Linked DNA regions of Homo sapiens: all the other regions are linked to region 1. A link is a contact called in ENCODE Hi-C or POLR2A ChIA-PET data. All regions are on one chromosome and are shown on one strand. The core of a region is the stretch at or near the end of the contact, and the rest is flanking DNA. Distances in the headings are between cores, read along the strand shown.

Region 1 (3,469 bases), core at 293-2,792:
TAAGGAGATGAGTGGTATTATTTTAAACAAGGCTGTCAGGGACGTCATCTCTGGAGGTGATGCTTGAGCAGAGACTGGAATAAAGTGCTCAAGTACTGGTTGAATTAGACGCGACTGGAACAGAACGAGAAGCTAAATCATGTATATCCTTAGACACCAAAGTCTGGTTTTCTCTCTGTGTAACATGGGATCAGTAGAGTGAGTAGAGGAAGGACATGATCTGAGTTAGATTTTTTTTTTTTTTTTTGAGACGGAGTCTCGCTCTGTCGCCCAGGCTGGAGTGCAGTGGCACAATCTCGGCTCACCACAACCTCCGCCTCCTGGGTTCAAGCAATTCTCCTGCCTCAGCCTCCCAAGTAGCTGAGACTATAGGCGCGCGCCACCACGCCTGGCTAATTTTTTTATATTTTTAGTAGAGACGGGGTTTCACCATGTTGGCCAGGCTGGTCTCGAACTCCTGACCGGTGATGCGCCCGCCTCGGGCCCCCAAAGTACTGGGAGTACAGGCGTGAGCCACTGCGCCCAGCCCTGAGTTAGATTTTAAGAAGATCTCTCTGGCTGCTGTATTGAGAATAAAGTACTGGGGGCAAGAGTTGACACAGAGGCAACTTTTAGAAGGCTACTGCAATAATTCAGCCCGAGTAATCGTGGCTTGTGGGAGAAGTGTAGGAATGGAGATGAGAAGTCAGATTTAGGATATATTGTGTATACATAACGGAGAGGTGTAGTCAGAACAGATGTGGAAGCAAGACAGGGCAAGGCTGACTCACGGCTTTTAGTCTGAGCAGCTGAGTAAAAATGGTACCGTTTACATCAAATAGGGAACGGTGGTGAAGGAGCAGGTTAGAGGGGAAACAGGGAGCATGGCTTTGGACCCTTAACGTTTGAGATTCGACAGAAACCCTGGTTCACGGAATTGATCCAAGCTACATACTGATAATTGGGATTAGTGAGTTACAATGGCGTTGCAAGCCATGAAACTGGTTCAGACCGGCTGAATGAGCGGGACAGGAAGGGGCTGAAACACTTGAGTCCTTGTGAGAGCCCCAGCTCCAGGGGCAGCCTCGGGGGAAGCTCCCCGGGCGATGACTGCGGTAATGGAGCCGTAGGAGCTCCACGAGGTGCAGGTTCAGCGTCTTAGAAGGATGAGCAGCGGCTCGCCACAGCTCGGAGGCGGGTGGGCAGCGCTCCAGGCCGAGGGCCCCGCGTCGGCAAAGACACAGGACCCACGACAAGGCGGCCACGGCCTGAGTCAAAAGGAAGGCCGCGCGCCTCCTCTCCAGCCCGCAGCAAGCGGGTGCCACGAGGCACTCAGCCGGTCCCCGAAGTTCCTCTCACGCGGCCCCAAGACCACCACCGTAGTCCAGGCCAACAAGCGCTGCCGGGACTCCCGAGGCCACGAATGAGCCGGGAGCCACCAGTAGCCGGCCAAGTCTCGCGAGAGCGCGGCCTCGCCCTCCCAGCATGCCCCGCGCCGCCGCCGCTGCCGCCGCCGCCGCCGCCGCCGCGCCGCGGCTTGAGGGCGGGAGGCTGGGGGAGGGTAGCGGAGCCGGCGCCGCCGCCATGTTGGGTCTGAAGCGGCTGCTGTAGGCGCCGACGGAGCGAGCGGGCGTGCGGAGCGGGCGACAGTGGCGTGGGATCTGCCTCTCTGCGAGCAGCTGGGAGCGGCGGCGGCGGCGCCATGAGCGGGGGCACCCCTTACATCGGCAGCAAGATCAGCCTCATCTCCAAGGCGGAGATCCGCTACGAGGGCATCCTCTACACCATCGACACCGAAAACTCCACCGTAGCCCTTGCCAAAGGTACGCGGGACCGGGCCTCAGGGTGGGGGCCGAGCCGGGCGCCGCTCGGGGCTGCTCCCCGCTCCGGCCCGCGGCCTCCTCGTTCCCTCCCCTCCCTCCGTCGAGCTCCGGGAGGCCTCTCGCCTCCCTTCTCCGGGCCCCGGCGTCGCGGGCCGGACCGCGGCCTCCCCGCGGCTCCCTGGTTTCCGCCCCCCGGAATGTCCGCGCCTGAAGCCCGGGGAACTACGGGACTGAGTGCGCGGCGGGCGGCCCTGAAGTCCGAGAACGGGCCGGAGAACACGGAGAAACGCGTCTTCCAACTCCGAAATTCGGGGCTTCTGCCGTCTTAGCACAAAACAAAGCCGGAGTATTCAAAGAATTTTTCCGCCCAGCTTGAGTTCATCGCGGATGCGTTGACTACACAGCACCCATTTTCTCACTTTGTTCATTTCAATTCGTGGCGATCTTCCTCTGGTGAACTCTTGAGTAATGTGCTAAAACTTTGGGTTTGCTCTGCGACGCAGACATTCTCGAAATGCCATCGATGCCGTGGAGCAGATCCCATCTCCCTCGGCTCATCCTCTGTTGGTATTTACCTGTTAAACCGGAATCCTCAAAGCCTGTTGTGCAACCACCTCATTAGGGCGCGTGGTAAAAATGCTTGCTGCTGCCCCGACGCCCCTGTTTCTGGAAACGGGTTCAAGCTTGATCCAGGATCCTTCTTGACCAGGCAAGCTTGACCTTTGATCCAGGCTCAGTGGGCGTTGACTGATCCCTCTGGAGGCTCTCTGGGAAAGGGAATTCGGCCGAGAAGGAAGGTGCCCCTACCCACAGTGTTAATATTTGGCATCCCTAGAGTCTGTGTGGGTTTTGTTTCCGTTCACACGTGCAGGGCCTTTGCTCCGCCAGGAAACCAGAAAGAAAATAAACTTTAGCTCCTGAATCTTAAAGGAAATCTCACAACAGTGTAAAATACTTTGAGGGAAGCTAGATAACCTAGGTGATTTTCCCAGCACTTCTGGTAGAGGTGGGAACTGCATAGCATGGTTAGGGACCCTGTGGATAGGTTAGGTCCAAGGATAAAGAAGAAGATTTTCGAAATCTGTAAAATTTTAAAAATCGTTAACAGATAGGGGAGTGGTTTCACGGGATCAAGTATTTAATAATATTTCTTGGATGCTCTGGTAAATCCTTTATTTATTTATTTATTTATTTATTTTTCTAAGATGGAGTTTAGCTCTTTTTGCTCAGGCTGGAGTGCAAAGGCAATGATTTCGGCTCACTGCAACGTCCGCCTCCCGGGTTCAAGTGATTCTCCTGCCTCAGCCTCCCAAGTAGCTGGGATTATAGGCGCCTGCCACCACCCCTAGCTAATTTGGTATTTTTAGTAGAGACGGGGTTTCACCATGTTGGCCAGGCTGGTCTCGAACTCCTGACCTCAGGTGATCCACCCGCCTCGGCCACCCAAAGTGCTGGGATTACAGGCATGAGCCACCGCGCCCAGCCTCTGGTAAATCTTTTTAATAGCCCTGGTGTTGGGACAAATCTTATACCTGGGTAGGGAACCTTTTGATGTTACAGAACTGTACACCATAAAGGAGTAGTATGAGATGGTGATAGTTGCACAACTCTGCAAATTTGCTGAAGATCATTGAATTATACACTTTTTAAAATCACCAAGTCTAATT
Region 2 (3,469 bases), core at 633-3,132, 1.6 Mb before region 1:
CCAAAAGTGAAAGCACAGACCTGAACAGATATTTCTACACCCATGTTCATAGCTGCATTATTAATAATAGCCAAAAGGTGGATGCAACCTAAGTGTCCATTGTCAGATGAATGGATAAACAAAATGTGCTAGGTATATCCATACAATGGAATATATTCAGTCTAAAGAGGGAAAGAAATTCTGCCACATGCTACAACATGAATGAACCTTTAAGACATATGCTAGGTGGAGTAAGCCAGTCACAAAAGGACAAATATTGTATGATTCCACATATACAAGATACCCAGAATAGGCAAATTCATAGAAACTAGAATGAGAATGGGTGGAGACTGATTATTATTCTCAGACCCCTCCCACCCCCACCCATTCCCATTAGAGGCCCCTCACACCAACCTAAATCTTTACTGGGTAGAGTTCCAGTTCAGGATGATAAAAAAAAAAAGTTGTAGAGATTGATGGTGGACAAGGTGGTTCATGCCTGTAATCCCAGCACTTTGGGAGACCAAGGCAGGTGGATCACTTTAGGTCAGAAGTTCGAGACCAGCTTGACCAACATGGTGAAACCCCATCTCTACTAAAAAATACAAAATTAGCCGGGCACAGTGGTGCACGCCTGTGGTCCCAGCTACTTGGGAGACTGATGCAGGAGAATCGCTTGAACCCGGGAGGTGGAGGTTGCAGTGAGCTGAGATTGAGTGACAACTGCACGATAATGCATTTCATACCACTGAAAAGTACACCTAAAAATGGTGAAAATGGTAAATTTTGTATTGTGTATATTTTGCCACAATTAAAACACACAGGCCAGGTGTGGTGGCTCATGCCTGTAATGTTAGCAGTTTGGGAGGCTGAGGCAAAAGGATTGCTTGAGCTCAGGAGATAGAGGCCAGCCTAGGCAACATAGCGAGACCCCATCTGTATTTTTTTAATGTAAAAAATAAAATAACACACACACAGACAAACAAACAGAATCTGTATGAGTCACACGTTTAGGTAGCTGAATATCCTCTCTGCCCCCAATTCCCCCAAGTCAAAGGCAGAAGGGATTTGTTCCACCAAAGAGTTTACACCAGCCACAGCTGCCCACTGCAGTATCCTCCCAGGAAAAGCCCTTTTGTGCGTGGAGGAGGCAGATGGCGAGGAGGCAGATGTGCACTTTTTTTTTTTTTTTTTTTTTTTTTAGAGACAGGGTCTGGCTGTGTCTCCCAGGCTGGAGTGCAGTGGCGAGATCAAGGCTCACTGCAGCCTCGAACTTCCGGGCTCCAGCGATCCTCCTGACACAGCCTCCTGAGTAGCTGGGACTACAGGTGCACATCACCGCGCCCAACTAGTTTTTTAAAATTTTAGTAGAGATAGGCTCTTGCCATATTGCCCAGGCTGGTCTCTAACTCCTGACCTCAAATGACCCTACCGCCTCCCGAAGCGTCGGGACCACAGGCGGCGAGCCACCGGCCGGCCTCTGTGTGCACCGAGGAGCCGGGCAGCCACCGCCACGATCCAGCTTTAGGACATTTCCATCACCCCACTCAGCCTTCCTGCGCCCCTGGTTCCTCATCTATAAATAGAGATAATATACGCCTAACCCTCTAGGTCACCAGCACATTGCACCCATAATTATTATACTTGTTGATGCCACACTTTCAGGTTTTAACCTTTCCAAAGCGCAGCCCCGCCCCAGCGCAGCCCAAGTCCCTGCACGCAGAGGCGCCGATCACGGGTGGGAGGTGGATCCCGGAGGCCCCGCCCCAGGCCCCGCCCCTCCGTGCGCCCAAGCTCGACCGCCTGAAATCGGGGAATCGGGCCTCTGCCGGCGCCCTGGCAGCGGCGCGGGGCGTGGCTCCGGGCTGGATTGGTGGCGCCTGGGCCCCGCGAGCGCCTGCGCAGTGGTCAAGGCCGCGCTCGCGCCGAGGGGCTGCGAGAGTGACCGCGGCTGCTCCAGCGCTGACGCCGAGCCATGGCGGACGAGGAGCTTGAGGCGCTGAGGAGACAGAGGCTGGCCGAGCTGCAGGCCAAACACGGGGTGAGCGCATCAGCCCCCGCCAGGCTTGGCCCTCGCGGGGCGCCGCCCTCGCCCGGAGTGTAGGGCGCGCCTCCGGGGCGGAGGCTCTGGGCGCCTCCCCGGGGCCCCGGTCCCCTGCGCTGCCCTGGCGGCCTCGTGGCCGGCTCAGAGGTGGCCTCGTCGCTTTCCTCGTCGCGAGGGGCCCAGGAGGCTGGCGGCGGGGGCCGCCACGTGCGGGACCTGCCCTGGCGTTGGGGTGTGGGGTCCCCTAGCCTGGAGCGGGCTCGTCCTGGCGGGCCTGGATCCAAGCACAATCTCAGCTTTTGGAGCCAGCAGCCGGACCGAATTCAGTTTTTCCGGAGTTCAGTTGTTATGACCCAAGTTTAGCCGACAGGTATTGAGGGTCCGCTGTGTTCCCGGTGCTGAGAGCGCGGCAGGGTCGGAGGAACGCTTGCCCCGCCGGGATGACAGGGAGGGGCCGCCTGGGAAGCTTGGATGGATCACACGCCCGGAGAGGCGTTTCTGATAAGGGACCGGGACCTTAGGGACGGAGGGCGCAGTCTTTGAGTTATCGTTGTCCCTAATACCGAGGCCCGTTTTATTTTCCAGAAATTATTCCTACATGTGAAACACGGTTTCGTAATACAGGGATTCCCCTCCCCAGGGTGCTCTGTATTCCAAAGCCTTCTGAGGTTGTGGTTTTAGACGTTCATCAAAACGTTGTAAGTGGGAACTAGTTCATTGATTTCTGTGAGGCCCAGTTTCTTATTTGGGGAGTTGTTTCTACCACCGCAAGAGACTGTTATGTATAGGAAACAACAGAACCGTTCCTTTTTCCCGCCGCCTCCCGTGAAATTTCTCTATTAAATTTAAGTTTTTTTTTTCCAGGATCCTGGTGATGCGGCCCAACAGGAAGCAAAGCACAGGTATGGGCTGGAAACGTGAACTTTTTGAAGGGTGGTTTCACCAAATGGATTTCTTTTGCTGTAGTTATTTTAAGCAGGTGTGTGACTCAGATTTTTTTGTTTTGCTGGAATGGTGATTTGGCCAAAATCATCCGCAGGGTATCTTCATTATTGTTAAATAAACACGTGTGCAGCTCCACATCAGACCTTGTATTGCAATTACTGGTTGATGTTTCTCTGCTACAATGTGAGTACCTTAAAAATGAGCCTGATAATAGGCAGCTGTGGCAGTTTCCTCGGCTGTGGGGGTGACGTGAGTCCGGTGCCTCACTTAGTAAGTGCTCAATAAGTGTTAACTGGTAAGCTATTCTGATTGTTTTATCCCAACACAGCGCACAGCACCTGAGACAGATGCAGGTAATTGATTCGGTGGCAGGTTTATTGAATGAGTATGTGATTACCCTATCATGCTATCATTTTTTAAAAATTGTGGTTAAATAAAATTTCACCATCACAACCATTTTTAAGTGTGCTCTTCAGTAGTGTTCACACTCTAGAATGTTTT
Region 3 (3,469 bases), core at 652-3,151, 1.5 Mb before region 1:
GTTTCTGCCAGGTGTGGTGGCTCACACCTGTAATCCCAGCACTTTGGGAGGCTGAGGTAGGCAGATCACTTGAGGTCAGGCGTTAGAGACCAGCCTCACCAACATGATGAAACCTTGTCTCTGCTAAAAATACAAAAATTAGTCAGGCGTAGTAGCATGCGCCTGCAATCCCAGCTACTCCAGAGGCTGAGGCAGGAGAATTGCTTGAACCCGAGAGGCAGATATTGCAGTAAGCCGAGATCGCACCACTGCACTCCAGCCTGGTGAGAGCGCCAGACTCCCTCTCAAAAAAAAAAAAGGTTCAGTTTCTGTTGTTTTGCTATGCACCCAGGACCAGGACTTGGTCATCTCACTCATGAGTAACCAGCTTCTGTGAAAACCAGCTGATGTTGAAACACACACATTCACCTACAAAACCACGGTGTTATTTTACAGCAAAGGGAGTAGTATGTTCTTAAGACCCTTAATCCCTCCATAAATGGTTAGTCATCTGTAAAATAGTGGTAACTGTTTCCACTTCATGGGGTTTTGTAAGAATTACACAACTAATACTAATAAAGTTCCTAGTGCCTCACACACTGTACCCAGTAACTACTAATATTATTATCCCCTAGGATTATTATTACTCCTAGTATTGAAGACATGTTACTTTAATCACCTGAGTGCCTTTCTCTCCATTGCTCTGTATTTTTATTTTATTTATTTATTTATTTTTTTGAGACAGAGTCTCGCTCTGTCACCCATGCCGGAATGCAGTGGCAGGATCTTGGCTCACAGCAACCTCCACCCAGATTCAAGTGATTCTCCTGCCTCAGCCTCCTGAGTAGCTGCAACTATAGGCGCGGGCCGCCACACCCAGCTAATTTTTGTATTTTTAGTAGAGGCGGGGTTTTGCCATGTTGGCCATGCTGGTCTTGAAGTCCTGGCCTCAGGTGATCCGACCACCTCGGCCTCCCAAAGTGCTGGGATTACAGGTGTAAGCCACAGCGCCTGGCCAGAGACCAGGTCTCTTCAAACAAAAAAACAAACAAAACCCCTAAATATTGACAATGTCATCTGTGGATTCTACCCAGGAAATAACCCACATTAAAATGATGGTTTGTGAGGGTCGGCAGGGGTATAGTGTATTTCATCCAAAAACATAACAAATGTGTGATCCAATTATAATAGCAATTATGGGAAAAGCTGTCGGTGACTGATAAGGAGTTATAAAAGAAAAGACTCAAATTTACACAGGCTTTTCAAAAGATCATAATCCTGCTATTGGAGGTGGAAGTCTTCTAGACACTAACAAGGTGGAGAGAAATCTCCATGTGGAGGCCCAGATTAAACATCTCCCATCAAAGTGGAACTCGTCAAATGTCCTAAGACACCTAAGGCCGTCCCCAGGCGCCCTGACAATAAAAGGTAACCAGAACACGAGAGAAATTACTCTGGGAGTACCTTTCACATTCAAGGTGTGCAGTAGGAAATTTATAAATTGGCATCTGGCTCGTCCATTCATTTCTCATTGGTGTGGTTCACGTGTGCTTGCAAAGGTCAGACTTCTGCCCTTCGAATGTCCTCTCTCCCTCTCCCACAGAAAACACCCACATGTGGGTCCTTGTTTAAAGCAGAAAGTCCTAGTCCTTAGCTTTTAGTGAGGTGGATGTCATCAGGCCTGGGTTGGCATCCTGTTTTTTACCATGGCAAGTCATATGCGCCCTTAAGCATTCCTGCTTTTGGTCCAAGCTTCCTGCGTGGGAATACTGCGGTCCTCCTTTCAGGCAGCTGTGAATGACAAACGGTCGCTGGCTGCCGTGACACCCATTGTCCCGCGAGAGTGCCCTAGCTGGGCCCCAGTGCACTCGAGGCGGTCCCTGCTCGGGTGCCCCTCCCACAGGCAGGCGCCGTTGCCGACCAAACGCCCAGGTTCACCCAACGCCAGAGGCTCGTCCTCAATTCCCGCGAGGCCCCCGGAGGTGCTGGGGTCCCTGCAGGGCCGGGCCACCTGCCGTGGAGCTCAGGCCGCGCCAGAATCGGATCCGGGAAGCTGCGCGCCATGAGCAGCTCCCTGCGGCCGGGCCCCAGCCGCTGGCGGCGGGCGGCCAGCATCGTCCTGGCGGCTGGCTGGTCGCGCCCGGAGACCGCCACCCCGCCGTCGCGCCCGCCGCCGGCCGAGGGCTTCCGGCTGCTGCTGCTGCAGCGCTCCCCGCACCAAGGCTTCATGCCGGGCGCGCACGTCTTCTCCGGCGGAGTGCTGGATGCGGCCGACCGCTCGGCGGACTGGCTGGGCCTCTTCGCGCCGCACCACGGGCCGCCGCGCTTCGGCCTGGGCCCGGCGCCATTCAGCCGCACCGCTTTCCCGTCGCTGCCCGACACCGATGACCACAAGACCGACAACACTGGGACGCTGCCTGAGGACGTAGCCTTCCGCATCTGCGCCGTGCGGGAGGCCTTTGAGGAGGCGGGCGTGCTGCTGCTGCGGCCCAGGACTTCCCCACCAGGCCCAGCACCCGGGCCTGGCCTCGCCCTGGAGCCACCGCCGGGCCTGGCCTCCTGGCGCGACCGCGTGCGCCAGGACCCGCGCCACTTCCTGCGGCTGTGCGCCCACCTCGACTGCACACCCGACATCTGGGCGCTGCACAACTGGAGCGCCTGGCTCACCCCTTTCTTGCGGGGCACCACTCGCCGCTTTGACACGGCCTTCTTCCTGTGCTGCCTGCGCGAGCCGCCGCCCGTCTACCCCGACTTGGCGGAGGTGGTGGGCTACCAGGTAAGGCCTGCTCAGGGCCTTGCTGCGGACCGCCAGGACGTGAGAGGGAGGACCCCTCCCAGCGGCCCAGGCCCCCAAGGGACCCCCGCATAGGCCAAGCCCAGAGAGATTAAGCAGCAAGGAACGCTTAGACGGGCTGGAAACTCTCACCCCTGTAGACCAAAGCCATGCTCTTGGTGAAGTGCTCTCTGCTTTCCTAGGCTTTGGGGTCTCAAGGCCTGGAGCCTGTCTCTCCACGTGGTTCCTCCAGCGTGGCCACTGTGTAAGCACTTGTACATGTGTAGACATAGTACATCTCCACAGCCGTTTAATTTGGTTTTCTTGGAGAACAGACTTAATATGATCCAGTCTTCCTATTTTTATTTATTTTTGGTACAGATGGGGGTCTTGTCTCTCTGTGTTGCACACCCAGGCTCGTCTCCAGCTCCTGGTGTGTCCAGAATTGGTTCCTTCCAGTGGGTTCTTGGTCTCGCTGACTTTAAGAATAAAGCCGCGGACCCTCGAAGTGAGTGTTACAGTTCTTAAAGATGGTGTGTCCAGTTTCTTCCTTCAGATGTTCAGATGTGTCTGGAGTTTCTTCCTTCTGGTAGGTTCGTGGTCTCGCTGACTTCAGGATTGAAGCCGCAGACCTTCGCAGTGAGTGTTACAGCTCTTAAAGGTGGTGCGTCAGGAGTTGTTTGTTCCTCTTGGTGGGTTTGTGGTCTCGCTGGCTTC
Region 4 (3,469 bases), core at 954-3,453, 1.1 Mb before region 1:
TTGAACCCCGGAGGCAGAGGTTGCAGTGAGCCGAAATCACACCACTGCACTCCAGCCTGAGCGACAGAGTGAGACTCTGTTTCATAATAATAATAATAATAATAATAATAATAATAATAATTAATAAATGAAAAACACCCAACTGTGCACCTTTCCTAGCTCTCTTGCCATCCACTCTTTCCCAGTGCGGAGCAAGAAGTCCTCCCCTGGGCTCACAGACACGGAGGGCTCCCACAGGAAAATGTGTTCTGGGAGGCTTGGGACCACCCCTCACAGGTGTGCTTCTCTTGCTGCCATTTTCCCCCAGGTGCTGCTGGAGTTCCAGAGCTACACCTGCTCAGAGAACAATCTGGGGAGGAAATGTCCCAGAAAGAGGCAGCAACTTGCGGGAGGCCACACAGCAATTTTGTGGGAGTGGCAGTCAGGCCCCGGGGCCCGAGGACAGACATAGGAATTCCCAGGCCAGGCCTCCTCCTGCAATTCCATGGCCTGTGATCCTCTGTCCCAAACGCCACACATAATTAGAAGTTATAATCCTGTAATTCCATGATGACATCTTTAAACTTAAATATACCTCAAAACTACTTTTTTTTTTTTTAATGCTAAAAGCAACTTCACAAAAAAGAAGTTTTCCCACTCTGCCCCACACTGTCCTGCCCAGGGCTCCTCACCAGTGAGCAAAGCCCACAGTCTCTCTGTGTCACCTGGGAGAAGGAGGAAGATGCCAAGACCATTTAAGAACTGGATCCTAAGGCTTTGAACAATTAAGAATTGATTCGTTTATGGGAAAGTTTCACTTCCCTATTTATAATTATGCACTGTCGTATCTATTATAAAAACGAAAATCAACAACAATCTCTCCACCCTCTCAGTGATCCCTGGCCAAGGGCCAAAAGCTATTTTTAGACTTGCTCAGGACCTAGAGGGAGGAAGGCTTGGAAGGCATCACCATGACTCCCGGCTCCAAAGCATCTTTGTAGCCCAGGCCCTGCCGCCTGCGGGTATCCCAGGGCCCCTGCTCCACAGGCTGGGGTCGCTTTTGAGGGACTGAGCTCCCTGACTGTTATCTTCTGGGCCCAAGAGCTCCTGGACATGCCAAGAACCTGCGAGGCCGGCACCCGCCACCCGCCGCCCGCCGCCCGCCGCCCGCCGCCAGCCCCCGCCAAGTCTCCCGGACAACAAGACAAATCCGCTTTGGCACACAGTGAGACGCACAAGACCGTGGGCCTCACCTGCGGTGCTCACGCCCTCCTGGACGACCCGGAGCGGAGGAGGGTGCAACGCCGGAGGCTCCCTCCCACCAGCAGCTCTCCCCTGCTCCCTGAAAAGTCCCACAGGCGGACTTTGGAAGCATTTTGGAGGCAAAAAGAGACCGCCGGCCGGGCGCAGTGGCTCACGCCTGTAATCCCAGCACTTTGAGAGACCGGGGCGGGAGGATCCCTTGAGCCCAAGAGTTCGCGACCAGTCTGGGCAACACAGCGATACCCCAGTTCTACAAAAAATTAGCGTGGCGAGGTGGCGCGCCTGCAGTCCCAGTTACTCGGGAGGCTGGGGCGGGAGGATCGCTGGAGGCCAGGAAGTCGAGGCTGCAGTGAGCTATAATCGCGCCACTCTACTCCAGCCTGGGCGACAGAGCGCCTAAAATAAATATGAGACCGCCAACACGCCTGGGATGGTCTGTCTCCACCCGCGCTCCCACCAAGCGCTCTTGCAACGCGCCCAGAGGCCAAGGGCGCCAGCGCAGCCAGGAACGGGTCCTTTCCCCAGGCACCAGGGATCGCAAGCGAGGGGTGGCGGGGGGTGGGAGGGGGGAGACCCAAGCACCCCTCCAGGTCCTCCGCCCGCACCTGCGCGGAGCGGCCACATGCGCCTCCCCTACTCCCCGCCCAGTCCCGGATGCCACCTGCCCGGGACGCCGGGGACATCGCCGCCCCCACTCCTCCCCGCCAGCCTCCGTCCGGCCAGCGCCGGCCCAGTGCGCCCCCTCCCCCTCCCGGCCTAGTGGACCCCGACTGCGCGCTCCCACGGCCCCTGCAGGGCCCGGGGGAAAGGAGGTCTGGAGCCCGCAGGTCCCCGCCCGCCCGCCCGAAGCCGCCCACCTTCCGAAAGTAGCCGTCGTTCTCCTTCTCCAGCGGCTGGGGGGCCGCGGGCAACAGCGCGTCGGTCATGCTAGCGGCGCGGGCGCGGAGGGCGGACGGCGGACTGAGGCGCGGCGGCTGAGGCTGGCCCGAGAGGACGTGCGGCCCCGCCCCTGTCCCCGCCCTTCCCCGCCCCTCCACTCCCACCCCGTCCCGCGGCCCTTCTAGCCCCGCCTGAGGCCGAGCACTGGAGCCCTGGAGACGCGCCCCGCCCCGTCGCGGGCCCCGAACCCGCGCCCCTTGAGGCGCTCGTCACCCGGAGAGCTGCGCCCTGGGCGCGGCGCCTCGGGGTTGTCTGTGGGCGTCGTGGCTGACTCAACTTTGCGAGTGCCGCGAGAGCGCAGGAAAGGCACTGGGGTCTCAGGGGCCGCAGCGAAGCCCTGGCTGTGGACCTGCACCCTGCCCTGGAGCCCGGGGAGTCAGTGAGGAAGGCGTGGATCCAGGCGCGTCCCTCCTGGGTGAAGCCCGTGCGCCGCGGGGGAAGGGGCCAGACTCGACGCCACGTCGAGGGCGCGGCGGGAGCTCTGGGCCCTGGGCCCGGCGGTTTGGAAAAGCTTTTCCCAAGAGGGGAGCCCATGGCGGAGGGAGCGTTGACTGCCCCGCCGAGCGCCTTGCCCGGACTACTCGGGCTTGTTGGCATGGGATCAACTCAGCCGATTCCCTGTCCGCGCTGCAAAGACGAGTGGGATCCGCTGGGCTCGCGGACTGCCCTGAGAGAGGGGACCAGGAGGGGTTTTGCGCCCCAGACACGGCAGATGTCCTTGAGCACAGTTCTTTTTTTTAAGAGATGGGACCTCGCTCTGTCGCCCAGGCTGGAGAGCAGTGTTGCGATCTCGACTCTTTGCAGCCTCGACCTCCCAGGATCAAGCGATGCTCCAGCCTCAGCCTCCCAAGTAGCAGGGGCTGCAGGCGCGGGCCAACGCGCCCGGCCTTTTTATTTATTTTTTTTATTTTTTTATTTGAGACGGAGTCTCGCCCTGTCGCCCAGGCTGGAGTGCAATGGCGCGATCTCGGCTCACTGCAACTTCCGCCTCCCGGGTTCAAGCGATTCTCCTGCCTCAGCCTCCCGAGTAGCTGAGACTACAGGCGTCCACCACCACACCCAGCTAATCTTCAGTAGAGACAGTTTCACCTTGTTGGCTAGGCTTGTCTTGAACTCCTGACCTTGTGATCTGCCCACCTCGGCCTGCCTCCCAAAGTGCTGGGATTACAGCTTTTGTTTTGTTTTGTTTTGTTTTGTTTTTAAATAGATGCGGGGTCTCACCATGATATCAAGGCTGGCCTCGAACTCCCGACCTTAAGTGATCCTCACTCGTCTCGCTCTGTCGCCC

The links. A loop is a pair of places that touch in the nucleus more often than their neighbours do. ChIA-PET counts read pairs that join two places held with the same protein, here RNA polymerase II (POLR2A). Pooled maps may share reads with other maps.
Region 2: a pooled map shows a loop between it and region 1 (16-fold over the local background). The contact joins the promoter of PDCD5 here to the promoter of LSM14A in region 1. A Hi-C loop is called at or near these places in 2 of 37 single-sample maps with no recorded cell type and 10 of 50 pooled maps.
Region 3: a loop to region 1 is called in a pooled map, with 25 times the contacts of the local background. The contact joins the promoter of NUDT19 here to the promoter of LSM14A in region 1. A Hi-C loop is called at or near these places in 3 of 37 single-sample maps with no recorded cell type and 11 of 50 pooled maps. POLR2A ChIA-PET finds 5 or more read pairs at or near these places in 1 of 52 experiments (naive thymus-derived CD4-positive, alpha-beta T cell).
Region 4: a pooled map shows a loop between it and region 1 (4-fold over the local background). The contact joins the promoter of RHPN2 here to the promoter of LSM14A in region 1. A Hi-C loop is called at or near these places in 2 of 50 pooled maps. POLR2A ChIA-PET finds 5 or more read pairs at or near these places in 2 of 52 experiments (H1 and HEK293).

The regions. Positions count from the first base shown.
Region 1 is chr19:34,170,962-34,174,430 of GRCh38, forward strand. It overlaps LSM14A (LSM14A mRNA processing body assembly factor), which reads left to right and starts at 1,543. Exons shown (of 10, transcript NM_015578.4): 1 at 1,543-1,802. The coding sequence starts at 1,682.
Region 2 is chr19:32,579,308-32,582,776 of GRCh38, forward strand. It overlaps PDCD5 (programmed cell death 5), which reads left to right and starts at 1,883. Exons shown (of 6, transcript NM_004708.4): 1 at 1,883-2,020; 2 at 2,888-2,925. The coding sequence starts at 1,955. RefSeq lists an enhancer at 1,333-1,422 and silencers at 1,633-2,362, 1,708-1,884.
Region 3 is chr19:32,689,920-32,693,388 of GRCh38, forward strand. It overlaps NUDT19 (nudix hydrolase 19), which reads left to right and starts at 1,902. Exons shown (of 3, transcript NM_001105570.2): 1 at 1,902-2,755. The coding sequence starts at 2,042. NUDT19-DT (NUDT19 divergent transcript) reads right to left here and starts at 2,377. Exons shown (of 2, transcript NR_186320.1): 1 at 1,444-2,377. It overlaps LOC124904690 (a long non-coding RNA gene), which reads right to left. Exons shown (of 2, transcript XR_007067226.1): 2 at 3,046-3,469. RefSeq lists a silencer at 1,865-2,274.
Region 4 is chr19:33,062,685-33,066,153 of GRCh38, forward strand. It overlaps RHPN2 (rhophilin Rho GTPase binding protein 2), which reads right to left and starts at 2,204. Exons shown (of 15, transcript NM_033103.5): 1 at 2,100-2,204. The coding sequence starts at 2,168. RefSeq lists enhancers at 898-1,526, 2,739-3,238 and silencers at 1,812-2,031, 2,092-2,591.